2 separate regions of the Mus musculus genome follow, and region 2 is linked to region 1. Evidence: chromatin loops called from intact Hi-C (ENCODE). Cell type or tissue: left cerebral cortex. All regions are shown on one strand. Links, peaks and the distances in the headings refer to the core of each region. The heading gives the core; the rest is flanking DNA. Region 1 overlaps Babam2 (BRISC and BRCA1 A complex member 2). Region 2 holds the start of Fosl2 (fos-like antigen 2).

Region 1 (8,000 bases), core at 1-8,000:
GCTAAGGGAGCCTCCGTCATGTGAGAAGTACAAGATAATTCAAGATGGTGCTTGTATAGCAATCAGGAAGGAGCTCTTCCTTCTGCCTGAGGAAGCAGGAGGCTGTGAGAGAGGTGGGAGGTGAGAGGCAAGGGCAGGCCCAACCGTATCTGGCTGCTTGTAGACCAAGGGGAGTCAGTCCAATGTCCTTGCCATAGGAAGTCACCTCTCTCAGGGAGCTCTGCTCACAGACTTCTAAGATGCCACGGGACTGCTTTGCTCTGGCTGCTGAGAAGATAGGGGCTAGCCGAGCCTATAGATAAGGCGTCCTGGTGGAGGAGCTGTTCTTACCCAGTTCCCTTGACTGGCACATCTGCTCCACCCAGCTTTGAATGGCCCCAGCCCTTGGAACAGCATGGAGAGCTGTACAGATGATAGAAAAAGCATTCATTTCACCATCAGAATACTGGGTTAGGTTCTCAACCCCACCACATAGCCTTGAGATCCTGTATTTGCATCTGTGAAATGGAATTGTCCCTATGCATGCCTACCTTCTATGGTAGGACCTAAATGAGGATTAAAAGCAAATTAGAGTCTATCCATGCTTTAGCAATGCAAGGTGTGAGCTACTTCTGTGTTTGCCACACCCTTACCTCCTCCCTAGCTACACCAGGTCAAGTCAGGTCACCTCCCTTCTGGATTATTTTGCTGGCCAGCTCCTGTGCCCAGATATCACATCCAACCAATGAAGACATGGCTTTTATCCCATGGCCTCTCAAGGGAACATTCTCCTGTGACCAGCAGGCTTTCTCTCCTACTCAGCAAGAACCTGTGTGCTGACCCTCCTCTCTGTCACTCCTTGGCCTCATCTTTCTTGTACCATTTCTGAAAACCCTTCTTCTGCTTAGCTGTCCTGTCTGAGTATCCACCTGCTCTGAAGAACACACACTTACATTTTGCCGTTTCATTATCCTGTGAACTTGTCTCATTATTTCAGCTTCTTTGCCCCCTGAGGTCCAAGACTACACTGAATGATATCCTAACGTATCGTTAGACACAGAGCCTCCCACAGTGGTCGGCCCTGAGCCGAAGCTCCATAGCCTCTGGGTGTTGGGAGCCCCTTGAACTTGGACAGACAGGGCCCCTTTCCTCTTCCTCCTCATACCCTGAGAGGTACATGGTACACCCATTTTGCAACGAGAAAAGAGCTGACGGGGCTACGTGTCATCTACCTTGTGGGAATGAAAGGGTAACTAGGGTCTCTGCATCCTGAAAGGGATCCAAAGTAGAGATGTGATCATGAGGTGGCCCCTGGAACATAGTACACAGGCCCTCCTAGGACTTGAGGCTAAGGCTGATTAGTAAAGTCCTCACTAGGCCCAACAGGAAGCAGTACTAGGCCCAACATGATGGCAGGGGGCAGCCCCTCAAAAGGATGAGGAACAGGATTCAGGTGATCCAGCTGACCTATTTAATATAAATCAAGGAGTCAGGAAGGACTGGAGTGACTCAGCCTCTGCCTGGCTGGAGCCGTCAATGGGCTTTGTAGCCTATTTCCTGGGGACGTTTTCAGCTAAATCAATGATTTCATCATTCTATCCCTAAGCACCCTCAGCAGCTAGTTGCGACTGTTCACGTGACTGTCTGGGTGAGGCCAAGAGGTCTGACCTCTGACAGGAGAAGCTGGGACAGTGGTGGCAAGTGTTAGGCTTGGTGGTAGTAGGAAGTTTGTTCCTTTCCAGTCTCCCCAAGTAAGCCAGAGTGTGAGTGAGTGGCACTTTGGTATCTGAGCAGCTTTGCCTCACTCGTGAAGAGAGGAGCTCCATGGAGACAGCCGCTTCCTGCCCCTGGTTGAATTCATTGTACAGGCTGGGGTAGGAAGACAGCGAGTTGGCAATGGAAGTCTCACCAGGCAATCTGAAGACCAGAGGTCAGGCCTGAGCGTCAGAAAGTAGCCAAGTGGACAGGTAGAGTGCCAAGGCTTAGTGTATGTCTCTAGGATCCAAAGATGAACATTTAATGCATACAAACTTATTGGCGCAGCTATGCCTTTTATCAAAAAAGTCATACATTTACAGTCCAGAATTGTTAAGAAAATAGAATTATCAAGAGATGTCTTTCCATAGTCAATATGTTCTCCTTACTAAGAGAAACGTCTTTAGCCTAAAATATTAAAATTCTAGCTCTCATATGCTGGTAGGAATAGCTTTACTTATTTGACTGACTGACTGATTGATTGATTAGCAGGATTTCTAGTCCAGGGTGGCCTCAAACTCATTAGGTAGCCTAGGACGACCTTGGACTTTTGATCTTACAACCACACCCAAGTTTATGCAGTGCTGGGCATGGAACCCTGGGTCTTATAAATGCTAGGCAAACCTTCTGAAAAACTGAAAAACATCTCAAGCCCAGGGATAGCTTCCAGTGAATTCCTTCCCCACAAGCTCTATTTACAATCCTGAACATCTCAAGCATTGGGTACATTATGTTTTTTTTTTTTTCCTAAAAAAAAAAAAATGTTCCCTGAAACCTTCTTCCCTTCTCCTTTCCCCAGTTCACCAAATTCTTATCTGAAGCTTGAGGGAGAAGAAAATGGGGGCTAATATGACAACAAGATTTGTACCTTCACAAGTAAATATCACAACTGAGCTGGGTAACTACTTGTGGAAGCTTGTTAGGTCACAGTGACTCACTTGCGTAGATGAGGTTATTTTTAGAGCTGTAATTTGTACTGTTTAGAAAAGAAGAAAGAGATGGTAAAAGGCTAGATAGCTCATTATAGTTTACAGAGCTCATGAACCCAGCATCCATGCAAAAGATGACTAAGCAAGGGGTCGGGTGGTACTTTCTCTCAGAATTTCACAGACGTGAGTCATCCACTTCAGCCTGCAGACACAGCATCAGGTACCTGTGACTCAGCTCCCATTTAGACAGAGCACTAGAATTCAATTCTGATACGCTTTTGTAGCTAAGTAGTGAGGAAATTACATAGCAAAGCAAAATAGGCCTTTGTACCAGGCAGCCATCCAATGTTTAAGCAAGGACTGATTGATCTTCGTCTCTGGTCTTTCAAAGAATCTGTTTATGATCCATGCTAGGTGATGTCTTTTCATTCTGCTGCGTCACACTGCAGTGCATCTCACCACACTGGCTCTTCTGACCCAAGTATTCAGTCTCACAGCTTCTCCACTCCCATGTCCAGCCAGCACGTCCTAAAACCAGGAGTGTGTGTGTGTGTATGTGTGTGTGTGTGTGTGTGTGTGTGTGTGTGTGTGTGTGTGTAAATCTTTAGCCTACAATATTAGCATATTAGTTCTCATGAGCTGCAAAAAAACAAAACAAAACAAAACTTCCAAAGGCTTTCCATTCCACGTTTACCTATGGTCAGAGTTATAAGAATATAATAATATTTTCTTCAAGTGTTTTTCTTTCTTTTTAAAAAATAAGTTCCCTTGTGCCCCAGGCTGCCTTTAAACTTACTCTATAACCAAACTTGAAGTCCTGATCCTTTTGTCTTTCCCTCTGAGTTCTGGTATGATCAGCACATGCCACTACCCCTGGCTTTAAAATGTTTTTTTCATGCTTAAAAAATTATACAACTACTCATGCACATAAGATTTCTCTGTAGATGAGCAGCCTGGTCAGTGCAAGTGTACATTCATCCAACAGGCTTTCTCTCTCTTCTCAGATGCTGAGCTCTGCTAGCCCAATTGTCATCAAGGCATAGCCTCACACACTTAGCTCCTGTTGTCACTTAATTACACAGTTTATTTAGAGTTAAGTCCTTAGAGTGTAACCTGTCTGTTTATATGTACAGAAAGTGGTCCCTTTCAGTTTGCAGACCTATTATTGGATTGTTTATAGCCAACAATAAATGTAACTATACTTATCAATGAAACATCAACAATGATTGCAAAAAGTAAGTACTTCAGAAAGAGACAGGATGTTTTCTCCCCTTTGCCTGCCTGTCCCAAGCCACTTGCAGCCATTTCTGACACTTGGCAGCTGCCTCTTTTACCATCTGTCGTCTTTGCTCCAAACCTGCTGTGTCAGTAGTACTGTTACCAGGAACAGCAGAACATGCACAGGCTAATGTCCTATTGTCACGGAAAGCCCTATGTATATTTAAGTCAACTCAGCAAACATTGAAATGTATGCTGTGAACCTAACCCTGGAGTAGGCCTGGAGGTGCAGAAGAGGTGAGGTGCACACATTTGTCCAGGGGTGGGAGAGTCAGACATGTAAATGTACAGATGCACATGTAGACTGCTGGAACACAGGAGTGCCAAACCTCTGGAGATCTTAGAGAACGGCTCTGCCTGAACTTGCCCTTACATGTAGATGAGATTTATAGGTAAGGGGGCAAGGACGCTCCAAAGAGAACAGCAGAGTGTACTCAGGAACTGATTAGTATACCCTCATGGTGGAGATAATTCATAAAGTTGACTTTTGGGATGCGTGAGTAAAGAATGGCAGATGACAGAAGAGAAATCTGAACCGTGTACGTCACTTGTTCAAAATATGTCGTCTTACTGATGCAAAGGCCTGGAGGGATGTTAAAGATGGATGTGGCATTATCTTAGACTCCCAAGGATGATGGCAGAGAGGAGGAGAATGCAAGTGGGAAGAGGCCGGGGGTAGAAAAACCACTTTGGTAACTAGTTCAGGCAAGAGAAATGTGAGGTTCTAAAACTGTGGGAGTCAGGAGAGGAAAGGACAGAGTCTAGAAATACATCAGAAGCAAATTGGGACTTGGTGAGCACTCAGATTTGGGGGGGGGGAGGAAGAGGGAGGACTTGTAGAGTGCTTTGTAATTCTGAGCCTGGCTAGCTAAGGAAAGACTGGAAACTGAAGAAGAGGACCAGAAGTCAAAGAATGAGAATGAGTTTAGATATATTGAGTCTGTGGTGTTTGTGTGATAAGCCAGTGCAGATGTTCGGTGACTATCACAAAATAGATGTAACAAAAGCTTTGTGACCACATACTGATGGCGGTTGAAGCCCTGGCACTAGTGGCCAACAGCTGGTGAAGGGCAAGAGAAGACTGCTGCTGAAAAACACTAAGTGGCCGGCCGAGGGGAAGGTGAGCCAGTAAAGGGCATCTGGAGGGAGGGGACAGGATGGGGAAGGCCAAGGAAAAGTATCATTGTGGTAATGGTTGTAGGGGCTTATGGGTAGGGTAAGAACCACGAATACATTCAGATAGACAGAAGTCACGCATGAGCAGGTTCTCAAATTTGTTGCCAGTCCTCTTTTGGGAGTTTAGAGAAGGAAGGAAGGAAGAGGGAATAGGTGGTAGCTGGTAGAGCTGATGCCAGGAGGGCAGCTTGGAGAACGGGATGGTCTCCAAACAAGCATTGTTCAGCATAGAGTGTAGCCCCTCCTAAGAAGACCATGGAGGAGTGACATGTGGCTAGTGCCACCTCCAGCCCTGCCTCTGAAACCACTAAGGAGAGTATGCTTTTCCTTCTCTGCTACAGTCCATGGAGAGGGCCACTTGAGAGGCATAGAATAGAGTTGCCCCTTGGACCTGAGATTTTGTCAGACCAGCTAGGACAGGTCACAAGCCCCACCATCTACATCTTATCTTCTAAGTAAAAGAGACACATTAGAAGTCACAGGAACTCTAGCTAGTCCCAGGGGCAGCAGCCTGTGTTAGCAGTCCTCTGGCTGTTGTGATTGATTGCCTCTGACTCCTCAATGGCCAGCCCAGGCAACTTACTTTTTAACTTTCCCTTGAGTTCTCCTGCCCTTAGTCTGGAGTTTGACAGCCATGCACACTGGACTTTTCAAATAAACCACAAACTCACCTTTTCATTTCTAAACATGCTTTTAATAATGTTCTCAAATGAACCTATTCTCACATGAACCACAATTGTGTGTGGCTTTTATTTTGTTTTGTATTCATGTTTTTTGGTTGGTTGGTTGGTTGCTTTTTTTTGAGACAGTTTCATGAGGCATAGGCTGGCCTAGAACTGTCTGAGTAACCCAGGCTAGCCTTAAACTTCCAGTCCTTCAGCCTACACCTCCCAAGTGCTGGAATGATAGGCCCACACCAACACCACCACACTTGGCTAAAAGTTTGTTTTAAATAGTTGAAGTCCCAAGGGTCATTTTGTGCTAGTTTAAAAGCCCACAGTCAAGAATGTTCTTGGTCACATTCATAGAGTTTCATGCCAACAGCTCTCTCATTTTGTACAAGTCTTAAACTATCCTTTCACCAAATTCACACAGACATTTAGATGCTGGGGGTGGGAAGTGCACTTACTGAAAGCATCCTGCAGACCAGTGCTTCTCAACCTGTAGGCTGTGACCCCTTTGGGGATCAAATAACCCTTTCACAAGGGTCTCCTAAGACTGTCAGAAAATACAGATATTTACATTACCATTCATAGCAGTAGCAAAATTAGTTATGAAGTAGCAACAAAAATCATTTTATGGTCAGGGTCACCGTGCCTGGACTGTATTAAAGGGTCGCAGTAGTAGGCCAAGGGTTCAGACACCTCCTAACCATGCCAGTGCCTGCTCCTGTACTGCTTTGCAGATTTCTGTTTGATTTTTCTGTGAACTGAGCTTGCGGAATGACTTAGCAAACCAAACAAAGAACCAAGCCTGTTTCAGCATGAGCCAATTAATAATAAATCTAAAATGAAACATTTGGCCTCTGGCAGCAGAGATCTTCCTCACAGTGTGTGTTGGTGAGGGGTCAGAGGCAAAGCAGGCAAGGGTGCCACATTGCTGTATAAGCATTAGCAGGCACACTGAGAAGGCCTTAGCTGTTAAGTCTATCACAGAGTCTGTTTGAGATGTGACCAGGTTTATTTCAAGGTCCTTTAAAACTTGAGTTTCTTCTTTATTTCTAATCTAACTCTCTTCATTAATCCTTAAAGACTCATAGGCTTCGGTTTCTGAATTCAGAACTCTTTAGTGTTCCAAGCAGAAGTTTAGCCCAAAGCTAGATTATAGAATAGGTTATATGATAGCAGGAGACACATCAGGCCTCTCATAGCTGCCCTTAGCAGCATACAGGAATATCACAGAGACTGTAGCTAGGACCATGAGCTAGAACAAGGAGTAGAGTAGTCATTAAGCTGACATCTGTATATAGGTCAGATAGAAAACCATCTCCTAGGACCTGAGGAAGCTTATTTATTGATCTATTCCATATGAACATTGATTAGTATGTTGTTTGGAACTGCCTTAATTGGTAGATGTGTGGGCAGCCTTGCCAATTGCTCTGGCAAAAACCTGTAAGTATGTCCAAAAGTATGTCCAGCTGTCTTATGTAGGCCAATACTGGTTTTTGAATGAATGTATATTCATATTTCTCTTGATCCAAGGTAGAAGTCAGTATGACGAAAGTGTCTTTGAAGGCAATCCTCACCACGATGGAAATAGAAGAATGAAGGGAGTCGAAAATGACCAAGTTTATGCTTGGCAGAGTTGTAAACTGAGTCTGATGTTTAGTGAACTTAGAGCAGGTAGGAAGAGCTCTTTTCCCCATAAATGCCAGAACACTCTCATGGTGTTAGAACTATTAGATTTCAAATCTGAAGGCTTGAGTTCAATGCTAGTTCTTCCTGATTGAAATAAGGTACTATCTGTTCCTGAGTTAGTATTCTCTGAGTAGGATTGTGTACCAGGCCAGAAAGCTATCTTTAAGCATAGTGCTTGTATCCAGGCCTCTGGAAATTAGCAGGCTGGAGTATAAGTGTGAAGTCAGAGAAGATGTAAACTTTTTGAAGTTATCAGATGGTCTTCATCGATGGATGGACTTCCTGGAGGAAGAACTACTGGGCCTCACAGGGCTAGCAAGTCCCTCAACTAAGCTTTGAGATTGAGACTGGTGAGAAGATGGAGGGGTGAGGGCAGTTAAAATGTGGCAAAGAAGTAGAAGGTCAGCTGTGCTGTGGAGACCCTGGAGAACAGAATGAGCAACAGTGTTGAGTGCATTAACACTCTATAGATAGGGCAATAAAGTATTTTTCCTATCAAAAGAAGAAAACAAGGGCATTGAAACAT
Region 2 (16,596 bases), core at 4,999-12,998, 95 kb after region 1:
GAGCTTTTTATATCATTACATCTACAGATATTCATTTTGCTATAATGCAGTCACCAGTTCTGGGGACTTTGATGAGAACTCCCTTTGACCTGTCCCACCAGTCAGTGATCGGTCAACTACGATTGGAACCCTCTAAGGAAGGCAAGCTTGCTATCCTAACAACTGGCTACATCCACATTCAAACAGGTTTGATTGAAATCCTTACTTGAGAGGAAATGAACTAATTCTACCCCACGGGAACCTCCTGGCCTTTAGAACATCTACGTGTTAGTAAATCAGTGCTCAGTTTCCACATCCTTTGCCCCAATCACAGTGAGTAAAACAAAATCAGAAAGATGATGAGATAGTTTCATCTTTTTTATGGTCTTTCGTATAACTCAAGCTCTCCTCAGACTCTCAATGTTCCTATCCTGGTCTTGCAGGTGTTGGGATTACAGGCACACATACACTGTTCCCATTAAACTTAGGTGTGTGTGTGTGTGTGTGTGTGTGTGTATTTTCCCCCTATGCACACACACATGCACACACACACACACCTGTGAAAGTCAGAGTTCAACTTTCAGGAGTGGGCTCTTTCTTTCCGCCATATATCTCTTAAAGCTGGAACTCGGGTTGTCCATTTTGGTGGCAGGCACCTTTAAATGTTGGGGCATCTTGCTGTACACACAGTCTTTGTCTGTTATTGTTGTTGTTGTTTTAAATTAGTTTGATGTTAGGGAAAGAGCACCAACCTTGGACACGCTGGTGGCTGCCCCTAGGATCCCATGCCTCAGTTTCCATAACACCAGGGAGCAGCTGAGTCACTGTTTCATGAGATGTTTTGAGTCACACATCCCAGAGGTTGGCAAATGTCTCTGGAATCTTTAAGACTCTGGGAAGTCTTGAGTGAAGAAACTGTGTTCACACAGTATTTTGCAAACTTAGTAGAAAACAAAACAAAAGAAAAACTCAGAGTTCTTTTATCAGCTACCATCTTCCTTTAGCACCAGGCAAGACTTCCTCAGCACGGTGGGAAATGCCAACCTGAGAGACTCCCAGAGGCCTTTTCCAGCTTTCCCAGTCAGATTCTATAGTTCACAGTCTCTCTCCCCCCTCCCCAACACCATAGCTCAGCATCTTACAGAGGACATTAGAATGGGCTGAGCCACAGCCTCCTCAGGTGGCTGAGGCCTCTCCAATACCTTCTTGCTTCTGAAATCCCGCAGAGAAGAAAGGGAGAAAGGAACGTCTCCCTCCTGGTCCTCCTGTCCCCAGCCCACTAGCCCACCTTAGACTCAGTGATGCCTGCCTAGCACCACCACCCTCTGCACCCCCCCCCCGAGTGCAACACACACAACTGTCTAGGGCTCCCTGGACACATTATAAGGCTACAGTGAAGGACCTCACCTACATTCTGCTTTTGTTGTTGTTGTTGTTGTTGTTCTGTGAACAAAAAACTATGTATAACTATCAGAAGCTGGACCTTATGAAATGGGATGGGGAAGAACAGGAAAGGCAGTGGGAGTGAGGAGAGAGAAGAGAAGGACTTATGCTGAGGGAGAGAGCCTGGGTGACTCAGGCATACCGGCTAGCTGGGGTTGGGGGCTTGATATGGGAGCTGGGAAGCAGAGTGATCCTAAAAACTCATCAGGTCGTCCCCTCTGGCCCCATGTACACAGCACTAAGTGAGATTACATCTGAAACACCTGGGCTCTTAACCTCTGCTCTGTTTATCCTCAGAGCAATTCTGGAGCACCCATGTAATCTCTGCCAAAGCAAGTTCACTTTGCTTCAAACTACGGCTGTGGCTTTGTCTGTTGAGTGCCTGTCTATCGGGCACTGTGTTAGCAGCCCCCACGCGCCTATCGTTTAATTCTTACCACCTCTAACGTTTTATAGAATGTGGCTGCCAGTGACATAGAACATGGCACACTATTTCGCCCAAGGCCCATGCCATAGCTTTCATTGTTAGTTTTCACCTCTGCATCTGGTGGTGTGGGAGCTCTCCCTAGTTCAGCTGACCTGGATCTGAGGAACGAGAAGGATGAATCCACCCTCCATTGCTCCGAAGAGACATGATCATCTATCCTCTGGTACAGGTGGTAGCCTTCCAGCTCCTGGGGTGGGGAATGTTTGCTTTCTGTTAATGAAAAGAAATAAATGTGATAATAAATAAATGCCCCACCCAGTGCAGTAATCGCTGGCCCGAACAATAAGGTTCTGTGTTTGCTCTTGCCTGTGTTATATTCTTTGGCTGAAGGCGCTCGCTGTTCAGGAGCCCCTTGAAACATCAGTGGGGGCTGGGCCCCCAGGCACATGTAGAGGAAGACAATCCAGCCATTCTGTCTATCTGCTTCCAGGAGTCCCAGCCAAAGTGAGGAAATGAGGAAAATGTACAAGGACCCTGTACTTGGAAATAGTGTCCTTCACTTGGTGTCAAGACTGCTGCAGCCCTGCCTCTGCCACTCTAGGTGACGGGAAGTAAGCCTGTCCCCACCCCACCACTGGCCTTCAATTCTTACAAGTGTCTAATAGTGTTGAGGGGTTGCTGTAATGAGCACCTGGGGTCCTTCTAGCTCTGACCCTGCTCTTCCTGGACATGCCCATTCTCCCAGTGCCCCCTGGGCAATGGAAGATTCAGAGGTCCAAGAACCCAACTTTTTTGAGAGTCTACTGGGTGCCTTTTCCAGCCTCCAATTTCCTGTTTCCTGCACCTCCCCTAGATGTCCTATGGATGGAATTTCCCCATTTTTCGTCATTTTTAGAAACTGTCTCCCATTTGAGTTCCCAGACATTGTGAGAAGCAGGGAGCAGAGTGCAGTACTGTGAATATCCATCGGTCATGCCAAGTTCTTCCCAGGCTGCTTTGCATGTCCTCCCCACAGCTACAGAGATCCTTTGGGTATTATGTTGGGTTATAAATGAATGGAGGATGATAATTTCAACAAATATATGTGTGCATAACTCTCGTACTGGATCAAGGATCCTTGATTACATGCTATTTATTTGTTTGTTTATTTTGTGTGTGTGGGTTGGTATACACTCAAATAGATGTCAAGGGACAACCTGTGGAAGCCGGTTCTCTCCCACCCACTTGGTAGGAATTGAGCTTAGGTCATCAGGTTTGGTGCTAAGTATATTTAGTTGCTGAGCCATTTTGCCACTCTGGTCTAAGGACTTGATATTACTATCACCACACAGTCCCAGGGAGGAGAGTGAGTTGTGGAGAGGTCCTGGAACTGCCAGACTCACTTTGCTGTAAGGTAGTACACCAGCATTCTAACACTCAGCTCTTTGATCTAAATCACTAGCCGTAAGAATCATTAGCTTCTTTGGCAGACATGGAACCAGCACCCCTACACACAACACACACACACACCCCACTAGTACATATATACTACACACACAAACACATCAGACACACATACCCCACACTTGTACAGACACACCACACACACAAACACATCACACATAGACACACACATACATACAACACACATACAAACACACACAAACACATCACACACATAGACACACACCCCACACTTGAATAGACAAACCACACACATACAAACACATCACACACATACACACAAACACACCACACACATACACACACATCACAGACACACACATCACACACAGATACTGACACACACAAACTTTGCAAGTGAGTGGGTTGGGTGTACAACAGTGGAACAACCATCAAGTTATACAGCAGGCAACTGGCAGAGCAGAAAGTGCACCCCAGGCTGAGCCCACTAGCCTGAGGCTGTCTCTAAAAACATCACAGCTATGCCAAAAGCAGGGCCCATGGAGCCCGGTCCTTCCCTCCTTCCACCTTTGCTTCATTCTTTCCAGGGCTCTCCCCTCCTCTTTCAAGAGCTCATGTGTCCCTAACAGGAAATCACATTGGTGGAGATAGCACAGTCTTGTTCCCCAGGCTCTTGGTGGGTCCCATGAGGCGGTGACCCACAGCAGCTGGCCCATACCACTTCAGGGACTCAGGCACTGCTCACTCCTGGGGTGGCACACTTGAGCTGGCTGGCTGAGTCTAAGGAGGTCGCACCTGGAATCTGAAGCTGCCCCAGACAGGTGGACAGGCCAGTGAACGTGGACTCAGAAGCCCCTTTCCTCTCATCTGTGCTCCAGGCTCTTGCCCTTGTGTCTGTCCTGCCGTGAGGGTGATTGATTGGCTTGAAGATGGATGCTTCAGTGTCGGACCGTGGCCCATTATATGTGTCCCTTGGTCCATGAAAGATACTTCTCAGAATTGTTTAGAAGATGTAGACTTCCTGCAGACTCCTATTGTGTCTTCTTCATATGCTGGACATGGAGGGTTCCTGACTGCTTCAGCCTGCCCCCCACCTCTGTGGGATAGTTTTGGGGTACGTTTACTGAAGCATAAACCATACATAAGGTACTTGAGTCCCCTGCGTAGTGACATGTTTCACACCTTACCCAGTCAAGAGGCAGATGGACCCTCGCCAGCATCCCTCAGGCTCCTCCATTTTGACCTCACCCTGATTCCACAAGGCCAACCACATTCTTCCTTCTGACATCTAGATCACAGATCCACTTTGCCTTTAGAACAGAATTTATGGGATGGAGTAATATATAGTATATTGTGTCTGGAATATTTTGCTCAATGTTCTATTTGTTAATTAGCTACAGATCTATGTATAGGATAAAACATATGCATACATAATATGCATGCGTAGAGGAATGTATAGAAATATTTTCCTCCCCTTTTAGCTGAAATATTTTAAAGCAAACTCATAACAAGCAGGGACCAGGAGTGAGGCTCAGTGCTTAACGTGCACGAGACTCCATTCAATCCCTCATCACAGAAACCCCCAAGTCTTACGCCTGTCACCTCATGTTCTTCAGTATATCTCTCCAAATAATATTTATATAAGACAGTTAATGTTATCAACTCGTCTGATGAAACAGTAATTCTGAGCAGCATCTAATCTCCAGTCTGTGCTGACATTTTCTCAGTTGGAACGGAGATTCAGGCCTTACTGTCACAATTTAGCAGCTCTCCTGCCTTCCCTCCCCCTCCTCTCCCCTCCCTTCCCTCCCCCTTCCCCTCCCCTCCCCCTCCTCCTGAGTTGGCCACTTCCTGAGAAGGCTGCTAGCATTGCCTTCCTTTTTTGTCCAAACCTTCTGGGCTAGTATTCCATGGCAGAGTCCCAAGGCTAGCAGGGAACTCATCAGCCTTCCAAGGGACAGCTGACTTAGACGCCCATTTGGTTTTTTAATGACACTTTCAGAGTCTACAGTGCCACCTCAGACCCCGTTTAAACACTTGCCCCAAACTTCTGATGGTTTTCAGGATAACACTCATTCTAGCCTAACCTTGCCAACAAAATTATTCCAAACAAGCCTGGCTGTTCTAGAAGATTCCTGGAGACACCTCAGGACCTCCATTCTCCACCCATTCCAGACTATACATGTGAGACCACTCTTCTGGTATCCATCTGTCAATCCATCAGTTCGTTCTCACCCCTGGACCCAGGCTTCCCTGGAATGCTGTCTGTCTTATAACTTCCCCAACTTATCTGTATCCTATCTGATTGCCGAGACCAAGTTCACAGCCACACAGGTGGCTCCAACCTTCTGCAGTAACCAGAGAACACCCTGTGGTGTTGCTTTAGCTGGCTTCTTCTTAAAGCTGAGACTGTTTCTCAGCCATGTGCCAAATTCTCCAAAGAATGAGACTATCTTACCTATCTGTTCTTCTAGAAATGTCTGACAAGCACTAGGTGCTCTCAGTGAGTCTCCCATTGAGTACTCCCAGTGGGTGCTCTTTGTGTGTTGGCAGTGAAGCATCCAGGGCCCTTTTAGTCGCAAGTGGTACCCCCCTCAAAATGATTTGAGCAGAAAAGGGAGAGTCTTGTCAAAGAGCTTACGAGTTCAGGGACACACTGGCAGGTGATCAAGTCCTGTTAACAGAGCACTCTACCCCTCAGCGCTGCCTCCTTCTGAGTTGGCTTTACCCCTAGTAGCCTCTCCCAGAGAAGTAGAAGAAAAAAAAAAGAGTGCTAATTTTAGAGGGAGTTTAGCCAAAGTCTCAGGTCTAACTGTCACACAGATCTTGGGTCTTAAGTCATCCCTGTAGCTCTCACTCAGTAACTGCAGCCTGGGGCATTCTGTCAGCCAGACCTGCAACCTGTGCACATGTGTTCACGCTACAGCCGAAGGATCAGCCATGGCACACAAGGCAGAGAGCTGGAAGTTTCCTAAAAGAAGATCAACGGAGTCACCACAGGAAGGAGAGGGATGGTGGGCCAGGCAAATGTCTTGTTTGAGCCTGTTTGGGCTCAAGACAGCTGAATGGAGTCCTGGCATCGGCTATGGAGGCTCTGAGTGTTTCTCTGAGTGACTCTTGCCTTCCCACGAAGTGACCTTGAATCTGTGGCTTGCTTTACCTGAACCTCAGCTATATTTATTTATTTAACATGTTTGTGCATATGTGTGTGGGTGCCACAGTTCACATGTGTGGAGGTCAGAGGACAACCTGCCGAAGTTGCCTCTCCTACCACGTGGGTCCCTGAGATCAAACTCAGGGTGTCAGGCTGGGTGGCAAGAAAAGATCTTTACCTGCTGAGCCATCTGCATGCCCCCTGGACCTCAATTTCTGTATCTAGAAAATGGGTTGATGGTTAGTTTTTGCCAACCTGATACAAATGAGAGTCACCTGTGAGAAGGGACAGAGGGGTTACCTCCATCAGACCGGCCTGTGGGGTCTGTGGGCATTTCCTTGACTAACGATTTGGCAGAGCTGGAAAGCTGAGAGGCAAGCACATCCTTTCTCTATAATCCTTGAATGGATCTGAGGCTAGGAGAAGGGGTGGGGAAGCTGGTCTTTTCCTGCTTGGGACCCGACAAACATTCCTACCAGGGGTGACTCCTGTTCTGACTCAGTGATATTTCAGAACGATAGCACCGCATCTGTCACCATCTCTGGAATGTATCGAGCTTTAGCACACACACACACACACACACACACACACACACACACACGGCAGGAAGGTTCTCTGTCCTGAATGCGGAGCAGGGTCTATGGGTCTATGGTAGGGATGGGGGGTGAGGGCAGAAGGGCATTATTTGTTCACAATTTCCAAAATTTTAATTTGTAGTCACATACTACCTTACAATGGCAACACTTTCTAGGAGAGGTGTTACTAGGCACCTTTGTCACTGTGTGAACATTGCAGAGTATTCTGACCCCAAAGTCAGATGGTCGTGATGTCCTCAGGAAATTGTTGACCAAAGCATTGTTACTGGGTGTAGGACTCTCTCTATATGTGGGTTGAGGCTACCAACAGCTTAGTTATTAGTTTGATTTTATTGAGGGTAATGCAACTCAGCAGAGTGTATAAAATTCCGCAACCAGAAGGGTTGTTTTGTGCACACAGGTACCTCTACTGTCCACCAGATGAACATTTTACTTACTATTTCATGAGGATGGGAGTTTTGCCTCATTTCTGTGTGCTCACCACATGTGTGCAGTGCCCCAGAGGAGGAGAGAGCGGAAGAGGATGTTGGATCCTGTGGCGCTGGAGTTACAGAGAGCTGTGAGGTGCCCTTGGGCTGGAGAGGTGTCTCATGGTTAAGAGCACTGGCTACTTTTCCAGAAGACCCAGCTCGGTCCTCAGAACCCATACGATAGAACATTCATTTCATTTAAATATAACTTGTCTCCCCCGCTCCCGCTTCAAGGCAGGGTTTCCCTGTGTAGCCCTGGCTTGAACTCACTTTGTAGACCAGGCTAGTCTCCAGCTCACAGAGATCCACCTGCCAGAGCCTCCTGAGTGCTGGGATTAAACGTATGTGTCACCATGCCTGGATTTTATTGTTGTTGCTGCTGTTGTTGTTGTTGTTGTTGTTGTTGTTGTTGAGAGGTTCTCTTGTAGCCCAGGCTAGACTTCAATTCACTATGAGGCTGAGGATGACCTTCAACTCCTGATTGTCCTGCCTTCACCTCCTAAGGGCGGAGACTATAGGTGTGTACCACGGTGCTTGCACTGTAGATTTATTTCCAGTGTATGTTGGGGATGCGTAAGTGTTAGACCTCAGAGCGCATGTGCTGCAAGTGCCCTTTGGGTCCTGGAGCAGATGCTGTAAGCCCATGGGGGTGGAGGGAAGCTGTCTTGTTCACTCAAAACCCCACTCCCATACCCTGTGGGCCCCTTAGGAGGAGAAGCAGTTCCCAGCCTTTCCTGGACCCTCACACCTGACAGATACAAACACACTCCTCAGAATTAGTGGCTCTGAATAGCCCCCTAACAACTCTGTTTCCAGCTGTTGCCAGACATTAGATATACTAAATTCCCCGTTTCTCCAACCCTCTCTCAAAGGACCCTCCCCAAAGAGGTCACCACAAAGACCTTGTCCTTTGAACCATTTGAGCTGAAATCTGCTTGCTGGTGGCTCCTTGACAAATTTATAGGTACTCAGAAAACACAAACACTTCTGCATTAAACAGGTTGTCCTGTTGTTGCTTTGTTTGGCCTGGTGTGTGTGTGTGTGTGTGTGTGTGTGTGTGTGTGTGTGGCGGGGGGCAGGGTGCAACTCTGCACAAATTAAAGAGTTATCTGAGAAGAGCATCCTCTTTTGAGAAAATGTCTCTATCAGATTGCCTGGAGGCAAGTCTCGAATGCATTCTTTCGACTTAAGATTGATGTGGGTAGGCCCAGCTCACTGGTGGGCCACACCACCAGGCCTGGGGGTGGTGCGTGAGTGTGTCCTGGACCATGTAGGAAAGCAGACTGAGTAAGTCACAGGGAATGAGCTAGTAACAGCTCTCCTCCGCGGCCTCTGCTTCTGCTCCTGCTTCCAGGTTCCTGCTCTCCTTGAGTTCCTGCCCTCACTTCCTGTGATGTGAAGAGCAAGCCAGATAAACCCTTTCTTCCCCAAGCTGCTTTTGGTCACGGTGTTTCATCACAGCAGTAAGAACCCTAACCAAGACTCGGGCTTCGAATATAAATGCTTTCAGGAACCAGAACATATCATCTAATGCGTTGTTTACTATAAAGTTATGACTGCAGATCCCTCCTAGCAGTGTGGGAGGTAGGGTTATCACTAAGGAGTAGAATCTGTAGACTGTCAAGGTTGGAAGAACACTGGGTTTAAGGGCACGGGAGATGGCTTTGCGTTCAGCTGCAGACGTCCACAGGTTGGACCGTACTGAGGAGGTTGCGCTGTCGTTGTATTCTTTGGCTTTGCATGGGCAATCCTGACTCTGGTCCACAGCTGACCTTGCTCTTCCTGGGGATGTTGTGAGACAAGCGAAGTTGCATATATTGAAAGGTCTTCAGGAAACGCACCTTCCTCTGATGGGTGGGTCACTGAGGGGGACAATCATTCTAAGATCCAAGACGTCTCTCAAGGGCAACCTGGGCTGCATGGGATAACAAGGAAACTGGAATGAGTGAAACGGGAGGGTCCAGACACTCAGAGAGGCGATGAAGAGTCAGCCCAGACTACCTTTTTATTTCCCCACAGCGGCATCTCTCTTCCTTTCCCTCACTCAGAAGAGAAAAAAGGGGCACTTTTAAATGTCAGTTAAAGCCACGAACAAATGAAGTCTGTGCTTAGAAAGCCAGAGAGACATTCCGGTAGGAGGCAGGTAATGCGGTGGAGGCGGGTAGGCAGACTCAGTCAGAGGCGGTTTTACTTTCAACTCGTTATTAAACACTGACCAGTTCCCCAGGACAAGTTACTTGGTCTTGCTTTCTTGAACTGACACCTGGAAATGAGAGACACCTCAAATGTTTGTTGTGTGGATTACAAGGGACAGTATGTTTTCGTTTTGATTTGAGACATTGGGGCTTAATCCCTGTTCTGAGCATCTTACTCCAGCCCCTTCTTAACCGCGTGCCCCCAGGTATGTCTTCCCACGTAGGCGCCGCTGAACTGGGTTTAGATAGGTCAAACTTCAAGCATCCACTGAATCAAGGGAGACCAGTGTCCCGGCAGCTCTGCCTCTGGTGCCACGGGACTGAAAGGTGGCCTAGGCTGTGGAACCTAGGTCTCCTCTCCAGGCAGGCACGGGAAGCCAGCTCACGTTCCGGAGCAGGGCCAGGCAGGGATCAAAGCGCTCTCAGGCGGGCCGGGGCGCACCAAAGGGAGGCCGGCGACTTGCATCAGCACAGATTCCGTGATGCTCTGCAGACGTCTGGGGGCTGCTGGCTTTACGGGAAGCCACAAGAAAGGAAAGGACGGGGGAAGCGGGTCCGGGCGGGGGCGGGCGAGGGCGCGAGGTTGCGCTGGCCCGAAGGCGCGCTCCCGGCGGCGCCTGCTAGTTGCTGGGCGCGCCCGGGATGGCGGAGGCCTTGGAGGAAGCTCCTGCTCCCCTTCTCCCCCGCCCCCGCCCCGCGTTACTGGAAGGACTGTGTGGGAGAGACCCAGAAGCTCACGATTATTGAATGCGGGCTGGGGGAGGGCCGGACAGCCCGTGCGGCTCGAAGGAAAACCAAAAGTGCGTCTGTTCGTGCTGCTGTGACACGGGGTTCCTCGGGGAGGTCCCTGCGTACCCCGGCCGCCCCCCCCCCAGTTGCTCACCCCCAACCCTCCAAGATTTATTTCACTAGGGCGGCCGAGGACCCGCAGAACACAGGGCGAGGCGAGTGGGAAAGTGTCACGATTTTTTTTTTTCTATGCCCTGCCCCCGTCCCCACCTCTAGTTTTCTGGGTTTTGCTGCTGCTGGGGAAGGGTTGATCCGTTTTGCGTCAAAGGGCTGCATTTACTCAGTCCTGCTGAGAGAGGCGCGTAAACACCCAAGCAGGCCAGGACGCAGGGATGGGAAGGGGGGAGGGCCAGGCACCCAAGGCTGGTGCGTGCGTGTACGCCTGCACCACACCCCGTTCTCGAGCCTGCAGAGCTGCACATTCTGCTGGGAGGGCAGCTGCAAAAATGCGAGGAGTCTGGCCACTCAGCTTACCACGCGCACAAGTCCTTGGGGATGGAGCTCAGGACAGAATGTGTTTTATAATTGTAAACAATGACCCCTAGTACTGTTTGGGATTACCGTATCTTGAGGCCCTTGGGGCAGCCAGATGCCGCCAGTCGTCCCGGAAACGCAGGCGCTTTATATGGAGCCCCGGGAAAGCTTCGAGTTCCCGGCTCTTATTTTTCTTTCCTAGTAACGCCCCCACTTCACAGATAAGGAAACTGAGGACCTGAGATGTGATATGGGAGATGCATAGCACTTCAACGTCCTCAGTGGAATCCCAACAACCTTACTTCCCATTCACTCCTCAAAAGCTTAAGGATACAGATGCACTGCATAAGGATGGCTAAAAAAGGCGTTTTTTCACCCTTGTAATCCCGGCACTCGGGAGGTGGAGGCTTATCTTTGACATATAGAGAGTTTTAAGACAGCCTGTGCTGAGACCCTGCCTCAAAAGAAAGAGAGTTCTTCAACTCCTGGTACAGCGCTTATCTGTACTCATTGTACCTTCTCTGGGGATGATAGGCTATCCGAAGCAGAAGAAAGCTTTAGGTCGTCCTGCTCCAAACCTTTCATTAGATAGAGGAGGAAACTGAGACTCTAGACTCGCCCAAGATCTCACAGCTCGTAAATAGCAGAGCCAGGCGTTCATACTCCAAGGCCTGCGCTCTTTACCCTGAGTGCCACCCCACCCATCAAGGCGGGAAGAGCCAGGAGTCCGGCCACGCGCGCCCTGAACTTTGCTCCAAAACAGTTCAAGGCAACTTGGGGCACACCTCTCGGGCCCCAGTTATTTATTTATTTATTTATTTATTTATGTATTTTAAAAAACAACCCGATTTGCTTTTAAGACCTGGTTACTACTATTACATGCGTCATAACTGTGTAGCACAGAGGACTCCCGAATGTCTCACTGGCTAATTTCATCTTCAATACTACTTCTAAGCAAGTTAATTGGAAGGCCAAAATAAAATAAATTAAAAAAAGAAAAAAGAAAAAGAAAAAAAAAAAAACAAGCGCGCGCGCGCGCACACACACACACACACACACACACACACAACACACACACACACAAAAAGGGGAAGCAGTGGGCAGCCAGGCTCCGAGTGAAAAATGGGCAGGCCAGCCCCGCCTGGCGACGCCGCGCCGCACCCCGCCAAGACCCGGCCGCAGGGTGGCGCGGGTGCCCGGTGCGCCCAGGACGCCCGCTGTACCGGGCGGCGCCGCTGAGGGTGCGGACGACTGCGCACGGCCGCGCCCTCCCCGCGAGCAGCTCTGCGCGCCGGGCTCTCTGCCTCGCGGTGGCGCCGCACTGAGCCGCCCGTCTCGTCTTCAGGGCTGCGATTTTTTTTTTTTTTTTTTTTTTTTCCTTTTCTAAAACCCGGAGCCCAGGCCGGCGCGGCCGCTTTCGGGGCCCCGCCCCGCGCCCCTTCCTTTTGGTTGGGGATGGAGGGGAGGAGGTAGGGAGGCCAGGGCGCAGGCGGGAGCAGGCGAGGGAATCCCTCTCCCTCCACGTCACCCGAAGGCGAGGAAACCCGCATTCGCGTCCTCTAACGCAAATGACCATCTTTGGCAACGTGCGCCAATGGAACAGACCAAGGGCGCTGCGCCCCAGGGGGGGTGGAGGAGTTCGGCGAGAACGCGGGCGGCCTCGGCGCCCCCGTAGTGCGAGGGCCGCGCTCTCCCACCCTCCCCGCCTCCCGCCTTCCTCGCGCGGGGTCTGTGGCTGGCGTCAGCGCGACCGCGAGCGAGGCCGGGAGGGGAGCGCCCCGCCCGCCTTCTCCCCTCCCCTCCCGCGCCTCTTCCTCCTCCTCCTTGTCCCAGGCCTCCTCCCCCGCCGCCTCGAGCGCTCCTCCCAGCAAGGTGGAGTCTAAGGTTGACGTGAGTGGATCCACATGGTGCGGGGCTGGAGAATAAAGAGTGTGGAGTTGAACTCGTGCCATTGTAGTGACTCATCTCGGGCAGAGCGCAGGGGCTCGAAGCGAGACAGTGAGCGGCGCTCGGCAGGGACAGAGAGAGAGAAAGAGAGCGAGCGCAAGAAAGAGGGGGAGAGAGGGGAGGGCGAAGCGAGGCGAGAAGCGCGAGGCTTGGCAGGTCCTGGAGCCAGCACGGGGTGCAGGTCACTGCGACGCGGAGCCACGTCCCTCTCAGCACCGCTCAGCCTAGAATCCCACGGGCGCTGTCCCACCGGCGCGATCGGGGCCGCTGGACCGGCGCTCACCGCCTTGTCCTAAGTCAAGTGTCCGAGTCGCCGGGAAACTCAGGCGGCGAGTTGGCCACAGGAAGTTTATTCTCGGGCTCCTTTTCTAAAAGGAGGAAACAGAAGTTTCTCCCAACCGGCAGCTTTTCTTTTTCGCCTTTTTGGCGCCCTGAGAGATCGGGGAGGGAGTCCCCCAGAGCTGCCAAGCGACACCCGCGGGGCTCCTAGTCTTTTTGCGTTGCCCATTTTTCTCCAGCCCGTGGGTCCCGGCAGAGCTCCGGCTGCGCGCGGGGGCGGAAGGGCGCGCGCAGGGGAGGGACCGAGGGACGCGCCGACTTTTTAGAGGGAGGGACTCGGTGGACAACCGGTTCCGCGGAGCTTGCAGAGCAGAAACGAAGTGCGGTGCGCGGCGATCGGGGGGGTCACTTCCCGAGTGTCGCTGCCTCCTGTCTGCCTTGGTTAGGGGACATCCCGGGAGCGAAAAGCCCAGCCCGTGGCCGGGCCGGTGGACCAGCGAGCGCGCAGCAGACTGTGCGCGGCCGCGGCGAGGGCGGGGAAGAAAACCACCCTGTTTCCTCTCCGGCCCCCACCGCGGATCATGTACCAGGATTATCCCGGGAACTTTGACACCTCGTCCCGGGGCAGCAGCGGCTCTCCTGCGCACGCCGAGTCCTACTCCAGCGGTGGCGGCGGCCAGCAGGTACGTGCGGGCCGGGGTGCACCTGGCGGCGCGGGCAGACTCCTACCCTCTTCTTGCTCCCACTGCCTCCACCCCCAACCTCCTTCTTTTCCCTTTCCTAGCCAGGCTAGAAAAATACTTCACCGCTGTAAGTTGTGGGTTTCTTTTCTTTTCTTTTTCTTTTTTTTTTTCCTGTTCCGCCCTACCCACTCTCCACTTTTCTTTTTCTTTTTCTTTTCTTTTCTTTTCTTTTTTTTTAAGCAAGTGGAGAGTGGGCTTGAAGAGCCAACGACACCCTCTCCCCCTTTTCGTACTTAATTTTCCAGAAAAGCTCTTGAAATTACAGGTCCCCTCCGGGAAGCCTGTTGCCTCCTTCCGAGCCGCTCTCCCTCCCTTTTCACGTTCCTCTTTCTAGGTAGTGGATAGGCAAGAAAATTTTTGCGCCCCCTAAGCCCCTCCCAGCCGTCAAGGACCCTACGGGGGGGGGCGGGGGGGAAGGCTTTTTAACCCTTTCTTCTTCTGTTATTCTTCGGTCTTAGCTGTTTTCTGAAAGGGATTGGGGACTCAAAAACAAAGCTGGGCTCCTTCAAGTGTTTGGGAGTGAGGGCGAGGGTTGCCCCTGGGAATTAGGTGCGAAGGTCAGGAAGGAAGAAGCTGGCTTTGATTGGCTCTTGACACCTCCTGTGACACCCCCCCTCCAGCTTCCGGTAAGGGTTGGGCAGGAGCCTGTACTTCCCCCCCCCCCCAGCAGAACTTTGAGGGGCTTGGGGGTACCTGGGGCAAAGAAGCTGTCAGAGAGAAGTGGGAGAAAGAGACACATCGCTTGAGCTCCTGAGTGGATTTAGAAGTAGAAAAACATCTCTTTCTAAAGCAGCCAGACTGGTTTGCACTGAAGGATTGTGCCTGTAATCTGTGTCTTTGTAGGTACCAGACAGGTATTGGTGGGGCGGTAGGGGTGGTAGGGTACCTGGCCTGTGTCGCAGGAACCACAAACACCATCTTGTGAGGGAATTGCATGAACTCAAAAGGTCCTCTGCCACCTGAAGCCCACCTTGGCAAGCATCTGGGAGTTCCTAGCCAAGCTGGCTGCAGCCAGAGTTACTCCATAAGCCAATAGCCATGGCCTTGACTTTGACCTTTAGAAGTCAACCAGATAGGAGGTCAGGGGTCTTCCAGGGAAGGGTGGAGTGAGCTGGGAAATATAATAAAAATATGGCTTTCTTTGTAATCTGACAAGAGGGGCACCTCTCTCAAAGTAATGTTCCATATCTGGGGAGTCCTTCTAAATGACTTTTCTGTGTCTAGCTCCTCCCAAGCCCCATACCTACTAAGCACCCACTGTAGACAGCCTGGTCTGAGCATTGAGGGTCCAGTCAGTGGACCCTTTCTTACTACTGAACACCCAAATCATACCTGAGAAGTAGTCGCTTATGTTTGCATCCCAGTACATTTGGTGTTTTGGGTTGAACCCAAACATCACTCATCAATGGGTTTAGAGTCCTTTATACCTGTTGTCCCCTACTTTCCAATCCAATAACCCCACCCCATGTACCTCTCCTTTCCAACCAACATAGAAGCTTTGCGTTTCTGTTTCTTCCACTAATGAGACCAAGACAGTGAGCACTGACAGTACAATCTCCCTGCCTGGCTTTGCTCAGACTCTGGGGCCTGGATGGGAAGTCAGACCGGACATCAGTGCCCCAACTGAATAATCTGTGTCACTAGGGCTTTGAGCCCAGGATGTGAGCGGAGGCAATTCCCTGTTTTGGAAGCAAATCAGACAGGAAACCGATGCTCGGATGAAGGAAGAGAGCTCCGTCCAGCAGTGTGTAATAGGGCCTCATTACCCAAGCAAAAAGCAGCTGTTGGCTAATTCCTAGCATGCTGTAACACAGGAGGATTTTGCAATTAGCAGCAACCAGTGCATGCGATTCTCAGGTATAGCTGCCTATTCTGCTCAGCCTTATGAGCAAGAAGTCTTTCAAACCAGAGGGATTGGCAAGGTAATGCCACTTAAGCCAACTCTCAGCCTTGTCGGGGCGGTGGGTAGGAGACGAGGAACAGGGGGAAGGCTTCCCCCTCCCTGATCTGGCTGTCTATAAAACTGTTCTGTGGTCCCAGTGATAGGCCTCTGTTTTTGTTACTTCCCAAGTCTGTGCTGCTACCCCACCCCAATCTGGGCTCAAGGTAACTTTATTACATGCCAGATAAAGTCTGTAATCAGCTCTGCTCCCAGCCCTCTACATGGGGAAGCTTTCCTGGCAGTTAGTGACTGGGCCTTCCTCCTTTATGACTGCACGGTGGACCAATCCAATCAGTGGAACTTGTGAGAAGTTCCTGGTTTTCCTTGTGCAAGTGCATACTATTTTCCCCCTGTTCTCCTTGTTTGTGGGGTCCTGTATCCCCATAAATTTGCTGTCTGGCACTCCCCCCCCGACCCCCCCCCCCGCGACATCTAGCTTCATAAGGTCTTAATACTGCGTCTTAGTACTAAGTACCTAGTACTTCCCCACTGACCTGTGGGGTGGGAGGCAGACAGCTCTTTGTTAAGACCTCTGCTTGTGTCTATGGCAGGAACTCAAAACACGAAAACTATTTCCTGTTGTAGCTATAATCTCAATCTCAAAGGTTAATCAATCCCTGGCAATTTAATTTTTTTTGGAGCTAGGTGGATGCACCTCTTCCTCCTGGAGTGTGCTTTGTTGTTGTGATTTTCTTTTTCCTGGGACAACACCTCCAGATATATGCTGTGCCCTGCTCCTTGGCTGTTACGGTTT

The links. Peaks named below come from ENCODE experiments on the same cell type or tissue, not always from the same donor. Only the 100,000 strongest peaks of a DNase experiment are listed, where the experiment ranks them.
Region 2: it touches region 1 in a loop (8-fold over the local background); 6 of 42 quality-filtered maps call a loop at or near these places.

Annotation. Positions count from the first base shown.
Region 1 is chr5:32,033,101-32,041,100 of GRCm38, forward strand. All of the region lies in intron 10 of Babam2 (BRISC and BRCA1 A complex member 2), which reads left to right. Among named protein-coding and RNA genes, the nearest start is that of Gm52770, 38 kb to the left of the region's middle. In left cerebral cortex, for the core only: no CTCF peak of the experiment used is centred there; DNase peaks (open chromatin) are centred at 1,781, 2,872, 3,997 and 4,636; H3K27ac peaks cover 3,070 bases.
Region 2 is chr5:32,122,966-32,139,561 of GRCm38, forward strand. Fosl2 (fos-like antigen 2) reads left to right here and starts at 13,507. Exons shown (of 4, transcript NM_008037.4): 1 at 13,507-13,840. The coding sequence starts at 13,739. It overlaps Gm36665 (a long non-coding RNA gene), which reads left to right. Exons shown (of 3, transcript XR_376848.3): 3 at 28-428. In left cerebral cortex, for the core only: CTCF peaks have their summits at 12,125 and 12,334; DNase peaks (open chromatin) are centred at 6,778, 9,685, 10,174, 10,407 and 4 more places; H3K4me3 peaks cover 3,308 bases; H3K27ac peaks cover 3,383 bases.